Regions from separate parts of the Homo sapiens genome. Here region 2 is linked to region 1. The links are chromatin loops, found by intact Hi-C in ENCODE. Cell type or tissue: OCI-LY7. All regions are shown on one strand.

Region 1 (8,000 bases):
CGGGCCTGTAAAATCAAAAACAAGCTAATTACTTCTAAGATAAAATGGCACTATAGGCATTGGGTAAATATGCTGGTTCCAAAAGGGAGAAATTGGCCAACAAAAGGGGATACAAGCCCCATGGAAGACCGAAACCAAGCCTGACAGTCATTAAATCCTAAAGTTCCAAGATAATATTTTTTTGAGACGGTCTCACTGTCGCCCAGACTGGAGTGCAGCGGTGTGATCTCGGCTCACTGCAGCTGCTACCTCCCGAGTTCAAGCGATTCTCATGCCTCAGCCTCCTGAGTAGCTGGGATTACAGGCATGTGCCACCATACCTGGCTAATTTTTGTATTTTTAGTAGAGGCAGGGTTTCACCATGCTGGCCAGGCAGGTCTTGAACTCCTGGCCTGAAGTGATCCACCTGTCTTGGCCTTCCAAAGTGTGAGATTATAGGCGTGAGCCACAGCGCCTGGCCAGAATAATCTTTGACTCCACGTCTCACATCCAGGGCTTACTGGTACAAGGGGTGGGCTTCCCAGGCCTTGGGTAGCTCTGCCCCTGAGGCTTTGCAGTGTACAGCTCTGTGGCTGCTTGAGGGACTGGCATCGAATGCCGGCAGCTTTTCCAGAAAAAAGGCCACCAATGCCTCTACCTGGAAGACATGTAGAAACATGATAGACTTGGGGAGAATTGTCTCCTAACATAGTCTGCTGTTGATGGGCATTTAGATTGTATCTAATCTTTTGCTCTTATTAACATTGCTGGAATGAATTATCTTTAATACATCATTTTTATAAGAGGGAATATGTGTGTGTGTGTATACATATATATATATGTGCAGTGTATTTTAAGAACTGGAATTGCTGGATCATAGGGTATGCACATTTTTATTTTTGATAATTATTGCAAAATTGCCAACAATATAAGTTGTACCAATTTATACTCCACCACTGGTTATGAAAGTTCTTATTTCCCAGTCATTACTAATGGAGCACTGTCACATGTATCTTCTTGATACCATTTTTATGAGTTTGATGTTATTCATCTTTTATCTTTTTTGTGTTTATCTTTAAAGTTACTCTTTTCAAATGTGACTGTGAAAAAATATTAGTTGCTAATGCTTATTGATTACTCTGTGCCAGACATTGTACTCATTATTGCATTTGTCTATACAACAAATTGAGAACATTAGATGTTGCTGAAGTTCTTATGCTTACATTTAAGATGATAAAGTTGTAATTTTTAGTGAGCTATTCCAATGTTACATATTTACAGATTCAGGAGGAAGAGTGTCCACCAAGAGATGACTTCAGTGATGCAGACCAGCTCAGAGTGGGGAATGATGGCATTTTCATGCTGGCATTTTTCAGTAAGTAATCTTCCTAAACTATTTTGGGTTGTTTTTATGAATTGGCTGTATGTGTATTAAAGTAACATAGTGAAGAGAAGCAAATATTGTTAGCATATGTCTACCTTTCTTAAAATGTAAATTGTTCCTGATATTGGACTAATGAATACTGTGATCATATGTTTAAATACAAATCCTAGAATTTATCAAACTCTTGTTGGATAAATTTATGCGTTGCAGCCATTATGAAGATGCTGACATGTAAAAGTACATAAGCATATTTAAGCTATTTCAGATTTTTAAAGAGAAATACTGCTATATTGGTGCCCATTCAGCTCTGTAGGAGCGTATAGAATGAAACTATAAATTGCACTATTGGGGCAGAGGATTTCCATTTGAGTGTCCTTAAGCTAGAAGAAGGATTGGAAAAACAGATATTCTGGGCAACTGGAACAGTGTCACTTGGGACAGACAGTTATGAAAGTATAAGTCTTATTTGGGGGAATGTTAAGTAGTTAGAAGATCAGAAACAGTAACATTTTAACATCTTGCAGAATTCTTAGTATTTGACTTATAAAGTAAATTTAATCTTCTTGAGGGAAGACTGTGTCAAAGTCTTCATTATTTCAATTCATAATACAGGGATTGACATAGTAAACTCATTAAATAATAAGATGCCCAATCAACTGTTTAAATTACTAAAGCCAGTGGTAGAAACCCAATATTCATTTAAGTAAGTTTATTAGTCTATGATATAGTTAATTTCTGCCCTCAATCTGGTTAAATGATCAAGCTTTCATTCTTGGATAGAATGCTGATTTAATTCAATTTAGTTAAAAGCTTTATTATGATCATAAAACCGAGAAATAATTTACTTATTTAAAGTGCCACATTCAGCTTTAAAAAGTAGAAAATACAGCCTTCGTGAGTTGTCACTTTTGAGTCTGAAAGTCCATGTAAACCCTGTCCTCCAAGTTTGAAATGGTTTCTTGCTTCCCTTCTATTTTCATCTGCTGAAGAAAAGACGGGGAGGGGAATGAGCAAGGAGGGCAGACAGCTCCTCAAATTTACTAATTGTAATGTTCACGTTGTCAACCAGCTAATGTATATGCAAGATTTAAATCTTAAATTGGTTTTAGTTACAATTTCTAGTTATATAATGTTAGGTATAATAAAAAGGAAATAAACTGTGGTTACAAATGAGTGCTGTTTTGTAATATTAGTCCTGTGAACCTTGGTTTTTATCTTAATTTTGGTTTAACTGGTAATCCTATATATTAATAACATTTTAATAACAAACTTCTCACAGTTTGTTTACAAAAAAGAGTAGCTTAAACATTCATTACTTTCATTGTTATTATACCTTTTAAGAAACCTTAATTAGAAAGGAAAGGATCTAAATATATTGTATTATTTTTAGTATAAATACCTGGTTCTGGGGAATAAAAACATGTTATTTGACACCTTCTAATTATGCAACTCAGAAGTCTTATTTCTCCGTTTATTTCACTTACCACCAGTATCTTCTTTTTAATTTTAATTTTTTAGATTTGAAGCCCTTTCACTGATGTGTTATAAATGCATGGTAACTTAGACACACTGGATGACTTTATTCTTAGCCAGTGGTAGTATATTAGTTAATATAATGTAAATGTATATATTTATATTTAATAGATTTAATATATATTTTACTAAATTTTTACTAAATTGTTTCCACAACTTATATATTTAATGCTTCCTGTTTTACAAATATTGTACCAACATTATAACAGTAAATTTATATTTTTACCTGTATTTCCTGATTTTTTTTTCTGGCAGGCTATAGGCCTAGAGTTTATTTGCTTGATAAGCATAGATTTGTTTGTCATCACTACCATCTAGTGGCTGTTTTTCAAATTGCAACTTGCTATATTTTCCGTGTTTCTTAAATATCTAATAGCTACTGTGGGTAAAAAGGTCCAGAAATAGATTTTATTTTTAGTGTGGTTTAATTATAACTTAAGCATTTCAGGTTATATAACTTGCACAAGTAAAATTACAGTGAATATCAATAAGACTATTTCAATTAAAACCTTTTGGTGGCTTAATTCTTTCCTTCTTTATTTTCAGTGTTTTACCTCACATAACCTAAAAAAAGTTTACACTTAAATTTGGTAAGATAATTGCATATTCTTGTTCAGAAAATGTAAAAGAAGAAATGTTTGTAATAATGCTTTTGCTTCTCAAAATCCTTTTAAAGTGTTACCATAAAATGCCTCAGATACATGCCTAATGTGCATATCTCTGATCTTATTTTTAAGAAATTTTCTAAGAGAATGGAACAGAATTTGGTTATTTGCCAAATACTAGAAATGAAAAGTTTATGGATAATTGACAGTCTATGGAAATGACCTTAAATTTTAGTACTTCAAAATGTAATGGGCTCTTATTTGATCCTGTTTAGAAAACTTTTCTTCTGAGGTTTAGCCATTTGTACCGTGTGTGAATCTTCACATCAGCATGCCATGATAATAAGTAATCACCTGCATTATTATCATTTTAGACTTGAGGGAAACAGAAAGAGAAGGTATTTGTAACCTTAAAATAATTAGAAGGGTGTTTTGAAATGTGAATTCTGATTTGTAAGAAATTGCCAAACTGTCTTCCAAAGTGGCTGTACTATTTTGCATTCCCACCAGCAATGAATGAGAGTTCCTGTTGCTCTGTGTCCTTGCCCGTATTTGGTGTTGATGGTTTTTTTGTGTTGTTCTGTTTTTTGTTTTTTTTTTCAGACATTCTAATAGTTTGGTGATGGTATCTTATTGTGGTTTAATTTTTATTTCCCTAACAATTGATGTTAAGCATCTTTATTCAGTTTATTCTTTTGAGCACCTACCATATACAAGTCAAAAAGTTACAGTTTTTAAAGGGGTTATCTGGACACTACACATCTTGACACATCTTGGAAAACAAAACATTGATGTCTTATTCTGTCCACAAAAAGCTGTTTTTTATATAGCTTTTACATGACATTACATAGCATAAGTAAATTCAGAAAAGGAACATCTAAGAATTGTAATTACAGCTGAGGAAACCCATAAAGTATTTGTCAAGTATTCAATTTTATTGTTTTGTTTACCTTTTTTTTCCTTTTTTTTTTTGAGCCGGAGTCTTGCTCTGTTGCCCACATTCCAGTGCAGTGGCGTGATCTTGGCCCACTGCAACCTCTACCTCCCAGGTTCAAGCAATTCTCCTGCCTCAGCTTCCCAAGTAGCTGGGATTACAGGTGCCCACCACCACACCCGGCTAATTTTTATATTTTTAGTAGAGACAGGGTTTCACCATGTTGGCCAGGCTGGTCTCGAACTCCTGACCTCAGCTGATCCCCCTGCCTTGGCCTCCCAAAGTGCTGGGATTACAGGCATGAGCCACTGTGCCTGGCCTGCTTTACCTTTTTTAAAAAGCCAATTTTGTTGGCTGATTGCTTAGGCTGGACTTCTTGGGTGGAACCACATGTGAGATACATTGTGATCTGGTTTTAAGCTAGTTTATAACTGCAGTTACAACCATTAATGATAAGCTTTCAGGAATGGATTCCTGTTGGCCAAACTGACAAGAAACCAAGCTTACCCATTTGTTGATATACAGTATAGCAAATAAGCCATTTGCAAAAAGTAGGCTATAGTCTATAAAGAAGGCTTAATTGGCAGAGTTAAAAGAAAGGGAGCTGCTGTTTCCATTGAGCCATGAAATATTATTAATATGTCTATGTTAATTTGTTTCCAAATTGTGGTTTATAAAAGAACGGTTTCTGTTGCTTTTAGTGGCATTTATTTTCAACTGGCTTGGATTTTGTTTATCCTTCTGTATCACCAATACCATAGCTGGAAGGTATGGTGCTATCTGCGGATTTGGCCTTTCCTTGATCAAATGGATCCTTATTGTCAGGGTGAGTGTCTTGATAGCCTGTATCTCTTTTATCTCTAAAATGAGATGTATGAAATTTTCTGTGTGGTTCATAAATGGTCACTTTATTTTCATGAATTCAGTTATTTCAAGGCTTATTCTTAAATCCTATACTTAATCATTATAGTGAGCTCTGTGGTATGAACACTTTATAACTTTATCATATGAGAAGTTGTTAATATAGTGGAAAGAACTTTGAAATAATAAAAATTTAAGTTTGAATCTCATCTTTTTTATATGTCTTAACTTTATTTAATTGTTCTGAGCATTAGTTTCTTTATAATAGGCTGATAATAGCTGCCTTGTAGGATTTTTATGAGGTATGGAAATAATGTAATTAAAGTACCTTATCCAGTTACTGCACAAATATATGTGCTCAGTAAATCATGGCTACTATTATTGTGATATAGTGCAGGTATGCCTAAATTAAGTTAAAACATAAAAATTTCTCGTTTAGTCACATTATCATGACCTTAAATATCTTCTCACTGTTTTCTTTTGAAAACATTGAGAGCTCAAAAGTGAAGGCCTGTGAAGTGGTTATCAGAACTCTTTTTTTCCCTCATGCTTCTTCTAACCTTCCTTATTTTCCTGTTGTTCCCTGAAGTCACCCCCTGCCTTCTTATAATTTACAAGATAGTGCGTAGGGAGACAAGTTCCCCATCTTAACAACTTTTCTAGTCTCCAGATAGTTTTCTGTAAAAATTGCATAGGCATTAGTGTTGTTCGCATAATCATCCCCCAGCCTTTTGAAGGCCTCTTTTGACTTCTTTTTACAAATGTTTCTTCCTAGTTTTTTTTTTTTTTAACTGTAAGATCTAGGAGAATGATCAAGAGTGCTTTACTTACTGTTGTAATAAGTCTTTTGAAAAATTACCTACACATTTTAAATGCTGTTATACAATTAATAAATTAAAATACATACATTCTACATTTAAACATTGATTTCTAATTGAATGAGCTAAATCCTCCTAAAATTTTTAGTAGAATCATAGATCAAATATATTAGCTTCTCTTAAATGTTCACTTTAATAATATATATTATGAAGTTGATTTAAAAGTACCCACTATGAAAATATTAATGTTTATGGATGTAATGCATTTCTTCATTATTTTAAAACTTATAGCTTTCCAGGGTTTCAGTAATCCATAGGTTTTGATTATTAATCAGTTAATTCTTGGTTGGGACCTATGGACTGGTTTCTTCTAAGATAGTTAAAATTTGAGCCATCATTAGAACTATCCCCTGACAATTTCTTGTTTTAATTTTATTGCAAAAGATGTACAGTGGGTTCCTAACACAAGTATAAATCTATTAGCTGTTACAGAACATACAAAGATAAAGGCACAGTCCCTTCCCTTATAGAAATTATTATTAAAAAAACCTCAAAGTTGGGCCTAGATAAGTCCAATGTTGATTATGATACTAATAGAATTAAGCACTATTATTCAAATGGGATTTCTCATCTAAATCACAGAACATAGAAAATGATATGAGGACTGTTTTCTCAATTCTCCCTGTTAGTAAATTGCTAGTATCATTCTAGATGTGTAAGAAAGAAGTTAATGCATCTTATACAACTTATGTCCTTAAAGTATTACAGCTTAATTTTCTCATAAGAACCTCAGGTTGAGAAGGGATTAGATTATCTAGTTATCACCTCTAGTTGATGTGATAAGATGGGGAACTTAAATTCAAAGACTAGAGTTTCTTACAGTTTTGTAAGGTAAATACTGTCATCAAGTTTGATCACCAGGACTGTTTAGTTTCCCTTAAAATACTTTTACTGAGTTAGAGTTAATGTTATGCCTTTAGTGTGTACTAAGAAGTGTTATAAGAAAAGGACTTAAAAAAATCTTTTGTATAAAATAACAATAACTGCCATTCATTTAACCCTTAGTGTATGCCAGGCATAATTTGTTACAAGCAACGAATTTTCAAACTTTAACTGTATCTCTGATGCTGGTGATGATCTAGCCATTTTATTGGTGATGAAACTAAGAATAAAAAGAGTCAAATAATTTGCTCAAGGTCCCACAGTTGTTTTTTTTGTGGAGACGGGGTCTCACTCTGTCGCCCAGGCTGGAGTGCAGTGGTGCCATCTTGGCTCACTGCAACCTCCGCCTCCCGGGTTCAAGCAATTCTCCTGCCTCATCCTCCAAGTAGCTGGGACCATGGGCACATGCCTCCACGCCTGGCTAATTTTTTGTATTTTTGTAGAGACAGGGTTTCACCGCGTTGCCCAGGCTGATCTCAAGCTCAGGCAATCTGCCTGCCTTGGCCTCCCAAAGTGCTAGGATTACAGGCGTGAGCCACCGCGCCAGGCCAGTCTCACAGTTTTTAATGTGAATTGACATCTACCTTGGTCTCAATTCATTGCCTATTTTCCTATTTCTGTACTGCCTCTGTTACACTGTACTTTGACTTTTACTATAATGCTCCAAGTAAAACATTCCTCTTAGAGTTTAGTGCTGAGAGAAAAGTTTTCTCCTAAAAACCTGGTGTTCCCTTTCATTAGACAATAAGTAATTTATAAATCATACTGCCGCTGTCCATTTTGTATCTGAGCTGCGATGAACCTCGGATTTTGTGTAAATATCTTTAGCCTAGCCTTCTGATACTACTTCTATCTAAGGTTTTTTATTATGTGGTTAAAAATACATATGTGTTTTATTAAAAACTAACAAAGTACATTTTGAAAGTAGACAGGATGTAAACAAT
Region 2 (8,000 bases), 1.4 Mb before region 1:
TACACCTGTAGCTGCAAAATGGTTTGTATTCATTTACAAACCATTATTATTTGGCATTAGTCAGGATTCCATTAATTATGTTGAAATTTTAAAAGTAAATTATGGAACTGTTAGAACTACAGACAATGTGAGTGGACTCTAACATATTACAACATTAAAATGAAAAGTGTCATAAGTTACATAGACAATTTTTTTTTTTTTTTTAGAGGCAGGGTTCTGTTCTGTCACCCAGGCTGGAGTGCAGTGGCACAATCATGGCTCACTGTGGCCTTGAACACCTGGACTCAAGGGATCCTCCCACCTAGCCTCAGGAGTAGCTAGGACTACAGGTGCAAGCCACGACGCCCAGCTAAAATTTGTATTTTTATTTTTTGTAGAGACAAGGTCTCGCCATGTTGCCCAGGCTGGTCTTGAACTTCTGGGCTCCAGTCATCCTCCTACCTCGACCTCCCAAAGTGCTGGGAGTATAGGCATGCATCACCCTACCCAGCTAATAACTGTTCATTCCAGATAGTCACCTTAAGGTTTATTAATAAGTTTAACAAGGAGATTATCTGGATACTTATTTTACTTTGGAGTGTTGAGTTGACTCTGAACAGTACACAGTGCCTTGGTGCCATTTTGCTAGAGGTTTTGCAGAGACCTTAGGATGTTGTTCTTGAACTCTTAGGGCCTAGTTTTCTCAATTAAAAGAGTTGGTTACTGCAAATGGTTTCTAAGGTAGTTTTCAGATCTAAAATATTGAGTTCATGGATTTCAATATAATACTCTACAGCTCTCTACAACTGCGTGGTGAGTGCCTTGTTGTAAGAATGTTAAGTGAGTTATTTCTACATTTCGGTATTTTTATATTATAATGATTCTTAATAAGTATAAATTATCAGTGGCCACAACACTTACTATAAAACATGTTCAAAACAGATGGTAGTGCTGGATGTCTCTAAGTAAAAGAACAGATGGAGCAGGAGTTTAACCCTGGAAGCTTTGAAGGGTTTGAATGACAGAACTTATTTTTTACTCTAATTTAGGGAGAATTTGGTGTGAGGATGTGGTATACTATTTCAGCTATATGAAACAGTATACATAGACAGGAAAATACTTGAGTTCCAGCAATATGGCAGACTGACGCAATGTGAGCCACTTTCCACTAAAACTTGTGAAATGCTATATAAAATATAACAATATTGCTTTAGTAAAAATCTAAAGATGAGTTAGAAGGAGAATGTCTAGTTGCAGAGTCAAGGAGGTTAACCATAGGCAGAATGTAAGTGTATGAATTAGGGCTCTGGTTCTTGGGATATTGATAATCAAATATACATCCAACAGGGAAGCCATGCCATGAGGCCCAAGACATAAAGTTAGGCCTGGAAGGGTTGCCCCTTTTTTCTTTTCTTTTCTTTTCTTTTCTTTTCTTTTTCTTTTCTTTTCTTTTCTTTTTTCTTTTCTTTTCTTTTCTTTTCTTTCCTTTCTTTCCTTTCCTTTTCCTTCCTTCCTTCCTTCCTTCCTTCCTTCCTTCCTTCCTTCCTTCCTTCCTTCCTTCCTCCCGCCCTCCCTCCCTCCCTTCCTCCCGCCCTCCCTCCCTCCCTTCCTCCCGCCCTCCCTCCCTCCCTCCCTTCCTTTCTTTCTTTCTTTCTTTTTTTTTTTGTTTTTTTTTGAGATGGAGTTTCGCTCTTTGTTGCCCAGGCTGGAGTGCAATGGCGCGATCTCGGCTCACCGCAATCTCCGCCTCCCAGGGTTGCCCCGTTCTTAAAGAACAGTTCTGGGAAAAGTTAAGAAAGCTTTTCTATAGGCAAATAAATAAACCTCTCAGGAGAAATCAAAACCTCTACTCTGAAGTCCAAATTTTTACATCCATGTTGTATATGATTCCTGAGCAGAGAAACTAATGGAATATCTGAAACCAGCAAAGTCTCTGGGGCATTCTGCAAAAGCAAATATAGAGAGTCTTCCATAAGAAGAGGGTACAAAACACCCCCTCAGGGGAGACAATCATATAATACAACAACAATAATAAAATACCAACTTAAGATGAGCTCACAATAAAAATTATAAACTACGTAAGGGAAAGTCAGCAGAAACAAAAATAACTGCCTCGTACTAAGGCAATCAAATGGTTAGTATAAAATATGTAAGTGTCAACAATATTTAAGTCAAGGGAGCGAAAATGATATTGATTTTTTTTGATTATCATTTTTTAATTTATACTTTTCTCTAGTCTCTTGAATGTTTCACCAATAACTGGCATTTATTTTATAACAAGAAAAATGTTACAAAGGTTTCTGTTTTGCAGCATTCAACATACTGATTCTTGGGGAAAGTTTCAGGTTGCTCTCAGGTCAGTGGTAACACAAATATATAAAGTTCCTATTGAATTCCATGTTTGTTTGAAATGCTGTGAGAAATCCTAATATACTGGTTCATAACAAAATTTTATTTTTATCTTCAAATAAACGTTTCACTGCTTTTTTTTTAAAAAAAAATCAGTGTTCTGGAAAAGCATCAGCAATCATGGAAATAATTACTTCCTCACTCAATACTGCATCCCAAAGACTTCTACACTTAGTCTCTGATGGCAATATGAAACATGCAGCAGTCTCAATTATCAGATGGTATCTTTATTAGTGCATTATCTTAATCTGATGATTAGGATATATGGTGATCCATTAGTATCAGAGTTTGCAGACATAAGGTAAGTAAATTGCATTCAAAAGCGAAGGGTTTTGAGCTATAAGTAATCGCATCTCTCCCCTGTATGTCTTCAGGAGTACAAATAACCTTTCTTTTTCTTAAAAAAAAAAAAAAAAAAAAAAAAAAAAACCAGCTTGGGGCCCAGAGTAGGGGCACACACAGCTTTCAGAGAAAGGAGGGGGCAGGGCTAACCAAAGGCTGCCTTCAAAGGTGGTTGAGACCCAGGGGGATTTTCATCACAGGTTTTTGGCATTGGAAGGTCTTTGAAGATTTTTGGATTTTTGCTTAACATGTGGTCTCTGAGCCTGCTGTTCTCTCTGCTGATCTGAAGCCACATAGCCCAGCATGACTCCTATATGCTTGGTTTTCTGGAGGTAAGTCCCCAAGAACCTCTCCTGTTTTTCATCCAATGATTACTTTTCTTATGGGAGGGTTGCAATTTCCCTCCCCCTCTTCCCCACCCACTACTAACTGGCATCCCAGGCTTTGAGCATCCTTATCTGTCCCTCGATTGTATCAGACAGGGAAAGCCGGAAAGGAAAAGTAGTAGGGTAGAAAGTAGCCACTAGATGGCAGAATTGATTAAGCAGAATAGTATGTTAAGGCTGTGCATTCCAGCTACAAACAGGATGGGAAGAGACGGCTCTAAGAGCTGGTGCCTCCACATTTACCCCAGTACTGTTCCTCACCCGCCCACAGGTGGTCTGGCTGATCCTGGCACACTGTCTTTACATTCCACAAGGAAGTGGTGCTTTAGGGAGTGACCTCAGAGTCTGCCAATTAGCATGTAAAACTCTTGTGACGTTGCCCCTGGAGGTTAGAGATGCCTCTGAAGGTTCTCTAGTTCAGGAAGTGGTGACCTCCCGAGCAGCATATGTCCACCCACCCAGAAAGCCAAACACCTACTCTTTAATGTCCCAAGCAGAATACTGGCATCATCTCTTTATCTTAAAATTTTAAGTTCTGTATATATTATCTACAAATTCTATATTCTATTTTGGCACACCAGCCTAACCCAAGCAACAGAAAGTGGACAGATTATCCATTCAGTTTGCAGCTCGAGTTTACAATGGCAAATTATTCATTGCATTATCAGCGACCATTAGCTTTACAGAGTACCACAAGATTGAGACAAATATGAAAAAATATGAAGAACTCAGCATTCAAATATACCTTAAGTTTTGTTCAGCTGTAATTTGAACTCATCTAACATCTGCCCACTGTATTGGCTTGCTTCATGCAGCAATCCTATTTATCAGCAGTTTTGTGCTAGTTAAAAGAAACACAGAGTATAGTTCAGGGCCTGAAGTTTAGACCAATGTCTGTCTGTGTACTGTCTACTTTTAAAAGAATACTCTGAGGCATTGTACTCCGTCAGGCTAGAGTATAATGGCATGATCACAGCTCGCTGCAGCCTCAACCTCACAGGCTCAAGCTATCCTCCCAGCTCAGCCTCTGGAGTAACTGGGACTACAGACACCCATCACCATGACCAGCCAATTTTTTCTATTTTATTTTATTTTATTTTATTTTATTTATTATTATTATTTTTTTTTTAGAGATGGGGGTCTCACTTTGTTTCCCAGGCACATCTGGGACTCCTTGTGTCCAGCAATCCTCCCACCTTGACCTCCGAATGTGTTGAGATCACAGGTGTGAGCCACCGCACCTGGCCAAGTACTGTCTGCTTTTACAGGCAGCCTTTGTGTGAACAGCCCTGGGATTCCAAGTGATGTTGAAACCCTAATAAAAAGTGACAGAATGCTTACTTTGTCAAGAATGTGCCTACATTATCTCACTTTTTTGTTTGTCAAACTTTGGACCCAGATCCTATTAGCAGCTTCATTTTTTTTGGTAAGGAAATGGAAGCATAGGGCAGTTAAGAAGTCTGCAAAAATCCCCCAGCTAGCAATGATAAAGCAGATCTGGACAACAGAATAATTCAGGACAATTTCAATCTTTCTCTGGAAGTTGTTTTTTGTTGTTGTTGTTGAATTTGAATGTTCTAAACATTACATCTCTATTTAATGGTTGCATATAGGGTCAATTTTATATTTTCCCTAATTTGTAAATAGTCACAGAACCTATCATGTTCTGAATAATGGCTCGTATAAAATATGGACTCTTCATTAATTTAATTAATTGTGACCTAGAGCATAGAGCTTATCTTTTCCAGACAAAATGATGGGGTTAGAGTGTTATAGGAAAATGAAACTCTTGTGAGTGGTTATGTGAATCAGCCTAATGATAGCCAATTGTCTTTTACTTCTTCAGTTATGTAAATTATTGGTATTATAATTTCTGTATGTGCTGATGGGATATGTTACTGAGTGATAACTGCATCATAGCTCTTACCTGTCTCCTATAACCACAACCCAGTAGCTGAAGAGGAATCAAGAACCACTGTTCTTGCTCTCTTTTTTTACCATTTTAATTTGGAATAATTTTAGATTAAGAGAAAAGTTGCAAAGATAGTACGAGAGTTCTCATTAACACTCCATTCAGCTTCTTCTCATGTCAACATGGTACATTTGTCAAAACTAAGAAATTAACTTTGGTAAAATACTATTAACTAAATTGCAGCATTTATTCAGATTTCACTAGTGTTCTCTCTCTGTTCCAGGACACAATGGTGCATGCCCTGCCCTTCCCTTTTTTATCTAATTAGTGCTGAAATGTGAGAGTATATCAGCCCCTCGATCTTTTGCTGCCTGTGTGCTTTAAAGCCCAGAGATCTAATGCAAATCTCATGAGTGCTGGGCCTAGTGGGAACCCTGCTTGTGCTGCTAGGCCAGGGACCTTTGGACGAGTGTTAGTGCCTTAGGCTCATTTCCAACTTTTCTGAGGTACCTCACTGAGCTACTACAAAAAGATACCTTTTCATCCCTTCTGTTAAAAAATAAAACAAAACAAAAATACTCCAAGCAGTACTTTGCTATTGAGGACAAGATACAAATGGATTTTAAAGGCATCTTTTATGACACTATTCCTTTTCATTATTTCTTGGTTTATCCACTAAGCGAGTCACTGCTTCTTTGGGAAGACTCATACCATCAAGTGTTTTTGATACATAAAATCCAGATTGCCTGCTTTGGCCATCTTATTTTGTTTCCTCACTAGTTTTTCAGCATCATAAGTCATTGAGTATCAACACAACAAAAACTGTTGCAATTCTCTATTGGTCATACAAAATAATTGTTAGCGCTTCTGGAAAAAGAATTTTAATATAAGTGTATAAAAGGGATCTTAACACAAAATCACTTTTAATTTCCTACGTAACAAGAGAGATCTTTACAGGCTGACAATGACTTATAAACAACACTCAAGACAGTCACTTGGGTGATATGAAGAAGTTACATTTATTATTATTATAATTTTGGTCTAAATAATGAGGCTTCCTATACATGATTGAAAAATAACTTTCTGGTTTCTCAGCTGTCAGCTGTGTGCTCAGGTTATGCCCGTGACAGTCACACAGATAGGAAGCTTATATTAAAACCAGAATCAAAGGTAGCAGGAGTAGGAATCAGCCTACGTTAACGAACCATTGAAGCCTCTCTCTGGCATGCATGAACACTAAATCACTGGTTAGATCTCTGGTGATTTCTCACTTGAGAGATGTGAAGAAAATGGCACATTCAGGGTAACAGCAAAGCCGTAGCAACTTGTCAAAATAGTATCTAACATACAGGCTTAAAATTATTCTTAAAATGATCTTGATAGAGCTACTGGAAATATTCCCACCAGGTATTTTATTCAGCAGTGACCCTTGAAGAAGCAAGTCAGTGAATGTGGAAGCATCGGGATTCATCTGATAGACTTTGTCTGGGATCGTCAACCACTTTGGTCATAGTTAACATAGTTTACATAATGAAGGGTTCTTTTACGGCTCAAGATAGAGATGAGAACTAAGTGACACAAAATTATGAGTCTTTTCTTAAATTGACTAGGTAATTACATTGACTATTCTCTCTTTTACTTTTGAATAGCTGCACTGCAGTCAAACCATCTATGACATTATTATTCAATAAATTAGACAGTACTGAGTGTTAGGCTAATTTCTGGCACAAATTAAAATACTGGTAACAGATCCTGATGCTGATTATTCCCTCTTATAATTAGAGTTTACATGATAGAAATAAAAATTTGATTTTTTTGTCCTTTGTAAGGGAGTTATACCTTCTTTTGTTTTATTTTAGAGACAGGGTCTCACTTTGTCACCCAGGCTGGAGTGCAGTGGTAGGATCTCAGCTCACTGTAGCCTTGACTTCCTAGGTTCAAGAGATGCTCCCACCTCAGCCATCCAAGTAGCTGAAACTACAGGCATGCACCACCACACCTGGCTACTTTTTGTATTTTTTTTTTTTTTTTGGTGGAGACAGGGTTTCACTATGTTGCCAAGGTTAATCTCAAACTCCTGGGCTGAAGTGATTCACCTGCCTCAGCCTCCCAAAGTGTTGAGATTACAAGCATAAGCCACTGTACCCAGCCTATACCTTAATTGAGAGTACCTTACTTTCAGTTAAGGTATAGGCTGGGTACGGTGGCTTACGCTTATAATCTTCTTTCATTTTGAAGATGCATAAATTGAGCGTCTCTTCTCTATTTGTTTAGCTAGATGCATTGTTGTTTGCAATTTAATTTGCATGTGTTCATGGGGACATTCTATGTGTTAGGTAGTATGGGAGTTTGAGATTAATGAAACTCACAGTCCTTAGAGGTTTTTTTTTTTTTTTTTTTTTGAGACTGAATCTTGCTTTGTTGCCCAGACTGGAGTGCAGTGGCACAATCTCCACTCACTGCCACCTCCGCCTCCCGGGTTCAAGCAATTCTCCTGCCTCTCCTTCTCCCAAGTAGCCAAGTAGCTAGGATTACAGGTGTGTGCCACCACACCCAGCTAATTTTTGTATTTTTAGTAGATACTGGGTTTCACCATGTTGGCCAGACTGGTCTCGAACTCCTGACCTCATGATCCACCTGCCTTGGCCTCCCAAAGTGCTGGGGTTACAGGTGTGGGAGTTGAAGGAAGAAGGAAGCGGATAAGTGGGAGGAAAACTAAAGAAAACAGAGCAGAATAAAAAAATATATATAATGTCAGTTTTTATTCTGCTAAAATATAATCTAGATTATGTAGTTTGTGTTTCCATATTCAACAGCAGTGTTTCTGAATCATAGAAGTCTCATGTTTAGAAGAGTAAAACATTTTATTAAGATTTGGATTAGATGATAACTAACTTTGCTACCAGCTGTGTGATTCCAGTGTCAGATCTTAACAAAGGTAGAGAGTTTTTCTTACTTTTCATCTGATAATT

The links. Hi-C counts contacts between places; a loop is a spot of excess contacts. Peaks named below come from ENCODE experiments on the same cell type or tissue, not always from the same donor. Only the 100,000 strongest peaks of a DNase experiment are listed, where the experiment ranks them.
Region 2: it touches region 1 in a loop (4-fold over the local background); 11 of 110 quality-filtered maps call a loop at or near these places.

Annotation. Positions count from the first base shown.
Region 1 is chr13:79,538,422-79,546,421 of GRCh38, forward strand. NDFIP2 (Nedd4 family interacting protein 2) reads left to right here. Exons shown (of 8, transcript NM_019080.3): 4 at 1,261-1,354; 5 at 5,137-5,261. Among named protein-coding and RNA genes, the nearest start is that of LINC01068, 24 kb to the right of the region's middle. In OCI-LY7, CTCF peaks have their summits at 3,217 (motif pointing left) and 3,419; a DNase peak (open chromatin) is centred at 3,210.
Region 2 is chr13:78,134,576-78,142,575 of GRCh38, forward strand. All of the region lies in intron 1 of OBI1-AS1 (OBI1 antisense RNA 1), which reads left to right. Among named protein-coding and RNA genes, the nearest start is that of OBI1-AS1, 84 kb to the left of the region's middle. In OCI-LY7, CTCF peaks have their summits at 3,240 (motif pointing right) and 3,442; a DNase peak (open chromatin) is centred at 3,286.